2 separate regions of the Homo sapiens genome follow, and region 2 is linked to region 1. Evidence: chromatin contacts called from ENCODE Hi-C or POLR2A ChIA-PET data. All regions are on one chromosome and are shown on one strand. The core of a region is the stretch at or near the end of the contact, and the rest is flanking DNA. Distances in the headings are between cores, read along the strand shown.

Region 1 (3,265 bases), core at 89-2,588:
TGCCCCTTTCAGTTTTCTGTCACCCTCCGAAAAGGAGAAACCAAACAAAAGAGTCTCTTTCTTTTCAGGGCTTGTAAAGTAGAATATATTTGACAAAGGCGAGAGAAGGACTTGTGATTTAGAGCTGCACAGCCTTCCTTTCTCTGACAGATCCTGAGAGTTTTCTCAAATACCTTAGTTTAAAAGTGTCTCCTGTTCCCCCTCCCCTAAAATGTTCTTTTTCCCCTGTCCAGATCTTTTTCAGCCATAGCGATGGGAATGTTTGAGCCAGACTGAAAAGAACAATGCTGTAGTGAAACTTCCCATTTTTTTCTCCTGATTGCAAATGGCATATTTTCTGACCCCCTCCCATGTTAGTGTACTTGAAATTGTAGCATGGTGAACCCGGCACCGAATGAATGGGGATAGATTTGGACGCATCTCTATCTCTTTGATTGTTAACTTAATCCTTTTTCTCTTTCTGTAGTCAGTTCCTTTTATCCTTCTTTTCTTTGGAAGTGGGGTGGGGGTCTGGATAGGGTCCCCAAGAAAGAATTAAGATTTGTTTTAATCCTGTCTGGTTAATTTGAATTCTAATGCCATCTGCAAACGTGGTTTTCTGCATGGTCATTTATTTCCAAAGGCAGCCCCCAGTGTTGCCTTTTCTATGTTGGGCACTCTTTCCTTCTGTCTAGAGGGGGTTTAGCTTTTGAGGCTATTCATCTATCCTTTTTTCCTTAAAACAAATCTAATTAACATTCTTCCTAGTTATACCTTTTTTTTTGTTTGTTTGTCTGTTTCCTGCCGGTTAGCGATGGATGGAAGCACATCTATGGCTTCTCAGTATAACAAACTAGAGTCTGCGAATTTTTATGGCTTGGCTGGCAATGTTGAGGGTTTTTTTTTTTTTCCCCCTCCCTCTCCCTGTGCTTGACTCCGCTTGCAAGCAATGAGGAATGACAGGAGAGCGCATAGGGAGGGTTTCTTGGCTGATTGCATTTAAGCCAGGAATTCACTGTGAAAATAAAGCCAAGGGGCGATAAATAAAAGAGGCAATCTTCTCTAGGAGACAGACACACAGCGTGGGCTTTGCCTGCTTTCATCAGTGGAAGAGGCCTGGGTGAGTAGTTGTAAAAGAAAATAGTAACTTTTTGAATAGTCCCCAAAGGGGAAGAGGCCACTGAATGGAATTGGCAGTGGTTGACGTGAAGTGGTGTGATGTTTCTCGTGTAGACTGAAGAGTTGACCACCACTTCAGAAACACATACGTGCTAAACAAGTGCTATACAAATTGTGGAAAATATTCTTTTTTCGCCTCTGAGTTCTGCCATTTGCCTTAACTTCGAAGTTGTATTACTTGTTGTGCCAGTCAGCTTTAGAGATGGAAGGCTGTTAAATGCCTGGCAGCTGGCACTGAGAGATAGAACACTTATGATCAGGGTTCCCCCCACCTCCCTTTATGGGGAACAGAGAGAGGGTGGCTAGATTAACCATTTAATTTAGCTTCAAGTAGTGGTTTGAATTGATATGCTAACTTGAAAGGCTTATTTTATAATTTTGATTTGAGGTAGAACGCTTTTGTTTGTTTCAGTTTCTTAAAATGGAAAAGAACAGAATACTTTGTTGATAGCACCATAAAGCAGTTTTCTGGTATTGCAAAATTACAAGTGTACAGAAAGTATTCATTGACTTTTGTAGAGATGACTAAATTATAGCTACAATAGGGAAAATCTAGTTGTTGGACTTTATTTTACATTTATGCTGTTGATAGTTTAAGGATTGAGGGGTTTGTTAGAAATTAAACCTATTGGTAGTTACTGTTTCTCAACTTCTATATTTTAAAAAGAAATTTAAGGGAAAAAAATAAACCTTTGTTATAGTAGTTGTAAGCAATATTTAATTGGCACAGAGCTTGCTCATCAGTTGATTATAGGAAAATTTTAGAGAAAGAGTAGTTGGCTTATTTTTGTTAAGTAATTTATATTGCCGGGCACGGTGGCTCACACCTGTAATCCCCGAACTTTGGGAGGTTGAGGTGGGTGGATCGCTTGAGCTCAGAAGTTCTAGACCAGACTGGGCAACATGGTTAAACCCTGTCCCTACCAAAAATAGAAGAACTTAGCCAGGCATGGTGGTACGCATCTGTGGTCCCAGCTACTTGGGAGGCTGAGGTGGAAGGATCACTTGAGCCCAGGAGGCAGAGGTTGCGGTGAGCTAAGATCGTACCATTGCACTCCAGCCTGGGTGACGGAGTAAGACTCCATCTCAAAAAAGAAAAGAAGAATTGATATTGATATTGGAAGGGAGCTGCCTCTATAGGTGCTGGTATATAAGTATTATCGACATCATTTAAGTAATGATTTAGAAGTTACATAAAAAAAAAATTTCCCCAAGTTATTTTCTGGCGAAGAGCTTCCCTGGTATGACCTGAAACTCAAACTTGGAAAAGAGATAAATTTAATTGGATAAAAATCAAAAGGGCCGGGCGCAGTGAGTCGCGCTTGTAATCCCAGCACTTTGGGAGGCTGAGGTGGGTGGATCATTTGAGGTCAGGAGTTCGAGAGCAGCCTGGCCAACATGGCAAATCTTCGTCTCTACCAAAAAATACAAAAATTAGGCATCGTGGCACATGCCTGTAATCTCAGCTACTTGGGAAGCTGAGGCAGAAGAATGGCTTGAACCCGGGAAGCGGAGGTTGCAGTGAACTGAGATCGCATCATTGCACACTCCAGCCTGCGCAACAGACTGAGACTCTGTCTCAAGAGGAAAAAAAAATCAAAAAGTTTCTGTAGGGCTGAAAACACTACAAATCAAATTTAGCAGTTAATTGGGCCAAATATTTACAGCACATTGGACCAAAGGTTGGTAGAAAACTTACAAAAATTGTCAAGAAGAGAGATGGATAACCCAATAGGAAAATGGGCAGCACATTTCAGAGAGGAAGACATGTAGATGGCCGGTAAACATACTCATCTTCATTCTTACATAAAGAGATGCAAATAGGCTGGGCGTGATGGCTCATGCCTGTAATCCCAGCACTTTGGGAGGCCAAAGTGGGTGGATCACCTGAGGTCAGGGGTTAGAGACCAGCCTGGCCAACAGGGCGAAACCTCATCTCTACTAAAAATACAAAAATTAGCCAGAGCGGTTGCGGGCGTCTGTAATCCCGCCGCTCGGGAGGCTGGGGCAGGAGAATCGTTTGAACCCGGGAAGCAGATGTTACAGTGAGCCGAGATTGCACCACTGCGCTTCAGCCTGGGTGACAGAGCGAGATTCCGTCTCCCCC
Region 2 (3,265 bases), core at 505-3,004, 110 kb after region 1:
ATTAAGGAATTATTAATACAGTTAGACAGCCAGGAGTCTGGCAGCTATATTGCAAAAGGGAAAAGCAGAATTTGTTGACTGGACTGAGCTCAGGAATATCTTGCACTTTTAAGAAAATTCCTATTAAACCTATCCTTTGTCCAAATGGAGCAATTCATCAGAAACAGACATTTGAGAATGTGTTTAGGTAGTTGAAATTTCAGGCTGACTTTTTAAAACTAACCTTTGGCTATATATAGGAAAAGGCAAATGACTTTTATTTTTCTGCCTCACATGGAAGTTCCCTTGCCATTTGAGATTTCCCTATGTTCATAATTCATTAATCCCATCTATCCAGGCAATATCTGGTGAGCATCTGTTATGTACCATTATGTTCTGGGAGCCAAAAATGAATAAAATCAATCTACACCCTCAAGCAGTTTGTAGTCTGCTGGAATGACAGACTTAAAAATGCTTATAACTAAAATATTTTATGTGCAGGACTAGGGTTTTTAAGCTAAAAGGCTGCTTTTTAAATTGTGAAATATAAAGTACATGTAGAACAATGCATAAAACATGTCAACAGTTAAACAGATAGTTATGGGATTATACTTTGTGTATTTTTATGTTTGCTTCTTTTATTCAACATTCTGTGGTTCATCTGTGTTGCTTGTAGCATCATCATTACTGTAGCATACTTTATTTGTTCTACTGTTGGTGGACATTACTGTTGCTTCCAGTTTTTGGCTATCATTAACAATGATGCTAAGAGTGTTCTTGATTATTTGTCTTGGTATGTTTGTGCACGCACCAATAATATATATCTAGGAATGGAATCGTTGGGTCATAGAGAATATACGTAGCTTTTAAGTTTACTAGATAAGTGATTTTCCAATTTAAAAAGACCTTTGAAACGTTTTTCTACATTGGTGGTTTTTAAAGTTATCTATTTTCTCATGGAATTTGGTTTTCTCATGAGAATAAGGTAGGAATGGTTGTATGTTGCTAATATGTAGTTCAAGTGCCCTTTCTACCTAATCTGGATTGCCAGGAATATGCTTGAAATGCCAAATCATGACTTAGTATTTTACTGTGGTAATTGGAGTAGTCTTTGACACATCAGGAAGTATGGGAATATGGGAAAGATCTTTGAGAGTGGAAACTATACCACAGTTTTGTTTAGTGCTAGGTAGGAAAGGTGAAAAAAAAAGCGCGAGAGTATATTAAGTATACAAAAAGCTTAGTGGTTTTAAAATGTTAAGCTCACATTTGGAAGTGTAATTCTATTTTAATCTCTTTCCTAATGGAGGAAGAAAGATGACTGATGTGGTAGGGTAATCTTGTTTGAAAAATTGACAACTCTGGCATACGGCCCAGATCTCTTTTCAGATTTTGTGTGAAAAAGAAAAATGGCAGCCTCTTAGTGCTATTCATTGGTGTAAAAAAAAAAAAAAAAAAAAAAGATATGGTTGAACCTAAGGGTGAAGTGCTAACTCTTCATATAGTAGGAGAGTAGATTAAAAGAGTTAGTGGATATTTCACATAATCAATGTCTCTTACCTTCCCAGACAGGAGAAAGAATGTCATGAGTATTAAAATAATTAGCAGAGCATTAAAGATACCAGGGACATTTAACTTACTTCTTGGCCTCCAAATTCATAAGAAATATGAAGGGTTAAATAAACCTTGCTTTTAAAAATACCTTTTCCCCACAGGTCTATGTGAGAACTGAATTTACAGGGTGCTTGGAGTTTCCTTTTGCTATTCAAAACATGTTAGAGCATGAATGTTTGGGGCGTTCAGGCCCTAAGCTATGTTGGTTGAGTGAAAGGGGAATTTTCTGTTCTATTCAACCAATTCAGGGAACATTTAATGCGTGCCAGCCATGTGCCTGGTCCTGGTAGGTACTGGGGACACAAAGATGAATAAAACAGCTTACAGTCCACTGGAACAGACAGGCATATAAACAATTCACTATAGTGTTGTGTGCTAAGGGCTATAATAGCGATCTGCAGAAAGTACTTTGGTCCACAAAAGAGACAACAAATACTTTTTTGTGTGTGGGGCTGATGAGGTTCTAGGTAACAGTGGCCTTTCGCTGTGTTGAGAAACAAACTTGAAATAGATCATACAGGTAACTAGGGACTTACAGAGAGAGGAGAAGGGGCATATTTGGCAGAGGAAATTGCATGAGCTAAGAGATTTATATTGTTCATCTAGATTAGAGATAATCTACATGAGATTATATTATGTATAAAAATTAAAATCTCCGGCAGTTTAGGCAGTGGGTCAAAGTTCGAAGTTGATAGACTTGATAGCTTTTCCTTTTTTTCTCTCAGCCAAGGATTGGTAATTAGGCAGACTCAACTTGAGCCTGTCCTGGATGTGAGGATAGCTTTATGGTTAGTCTCCGGCCAGTTCATCTCCCTTCCTTTAGAGCTACTTATTAAATGCTTAAATATAAATCATCTGTGTTTAGGAGTGATAAGGAAGAGCTTAATAAGCTCAATCTTTGCCTTATAGGGTGGTGGTTTTCAATCCTCCCCCTATATATTAAGCACAATTGCAAAAAATAAATGTATACATTTGAATATTACTATCAGAAATAAAATAATGGTGGACATAACCTTAAAAATTATCTAGTCTGTCTCCTGCATTCCTATATGTAGGAAATTAAGGCTTAATTGGTTAAATGACACAGCCCATCTTGTAGCCTAGGGCCAGGTACGGATGCGGAGTGTGCAAGGGTTCTGTGACTGCCCAGGCTTATTCCTGTAGTTAAGACTCAATTTCTATATGCCCATGGTTTGAGTATATCACAGGTTAGCCTTCTCACATTTACTGCAATTATGGTTTAGCGAACTTATCTGTTTGACTGAGTTAGAGGCAACATGGTATAGCAGAGTCCGATGAACTGCCACCTTACAGTGTTTGGTCTAGGTGCTGCTGCTGTCCACACAGAAAGCCTATCACTGAGACAGTAAGTATTACGAGGGAAGAAGACTTTATTTGGGTGCTGCTACTGAAGAGATAGGAGATCAGTCTCAAGTCCACCTTTCTGATGGACTAAAATTAAGGGTTTATGTAGCAGAGAAGAAATGTAACCATGTGTGGGAAAATAGGAATTAGCGAGGGGTAAGGAAGAGGAGTTGGTCAACAGAAAGCAGGTGGTCAGTTAGCCAATCATGGTGGGTGTGGGGTCTGATGTCTCATTATTCAGATGTGGTGATCTGGTTAAGTTTCAGTTCCTTGAGACTGTTTGGGAGGTCTGATGGTTGGTTTCTTG

The links. Hi-C counts contacts between places; a loop is a spot of excess contacts on that map. ChIA-PET counts read pairs that join two places held with the same protein, here RNA polymerase II (POLR2A). Pooled maps may share reads with other maps.
Region 2: a map of mesothelial cell of epicardium shows a loop between it and region 1 (12-fold over the local background). The contact joins two enhancer-like sites. A Hi-C loop is called at or near these places in 4 of 168 maps with a recorded cell type or tissue (dorsolateral prefrontal cortex, mesothelial cell of epicardium, posterior cingulate gyrus and 1 more) and 3 of 50 pooled maps. POLR2A ChIA-PET finds 5 or more read pairs at or near these places in 6 of 52 experiments (A673, BJ, HEK293 and 3 more).

Annotation. Positions count from the first base shown.
Region 1 is chr5:61,334,018-61,337,282 of GRCh38, forward strand. All of the region lies in intron 1 of ZSWIM6 (zinc finger SWIM-type containing 6), which reads left to right. Among named protein-coding and RNA genes, the nearest start is that of ZSWIM6, 3.4 kb to the left of the region's middle. RefSeq lists a silencer at 1-15. Within about 2 kb of position 1,339, at least 2 of the 41 ENCODE cell types and tissues checked have a DNase peak (open chromatin) inside an H3K27ac peak, as active enhancers do.
Region 2 is chr5:61,438,942-61,442,206 of GRCh38, forward strand. All of the region lies in intron 1 of ZSWIM6 (zinc finger SWIM-type containing 6), which reads left to right. Among named protein-coding and RNA genes, the nearest start is that of ZSWIM6, 110 kb to the left of the region's middle. Within about 2 kb of position 1,755, at least 2 of the 41 ENCODE cell types and tissues checked have a DNase peak (open chromatin) inside an H3K27ac peak, as active enhancers do.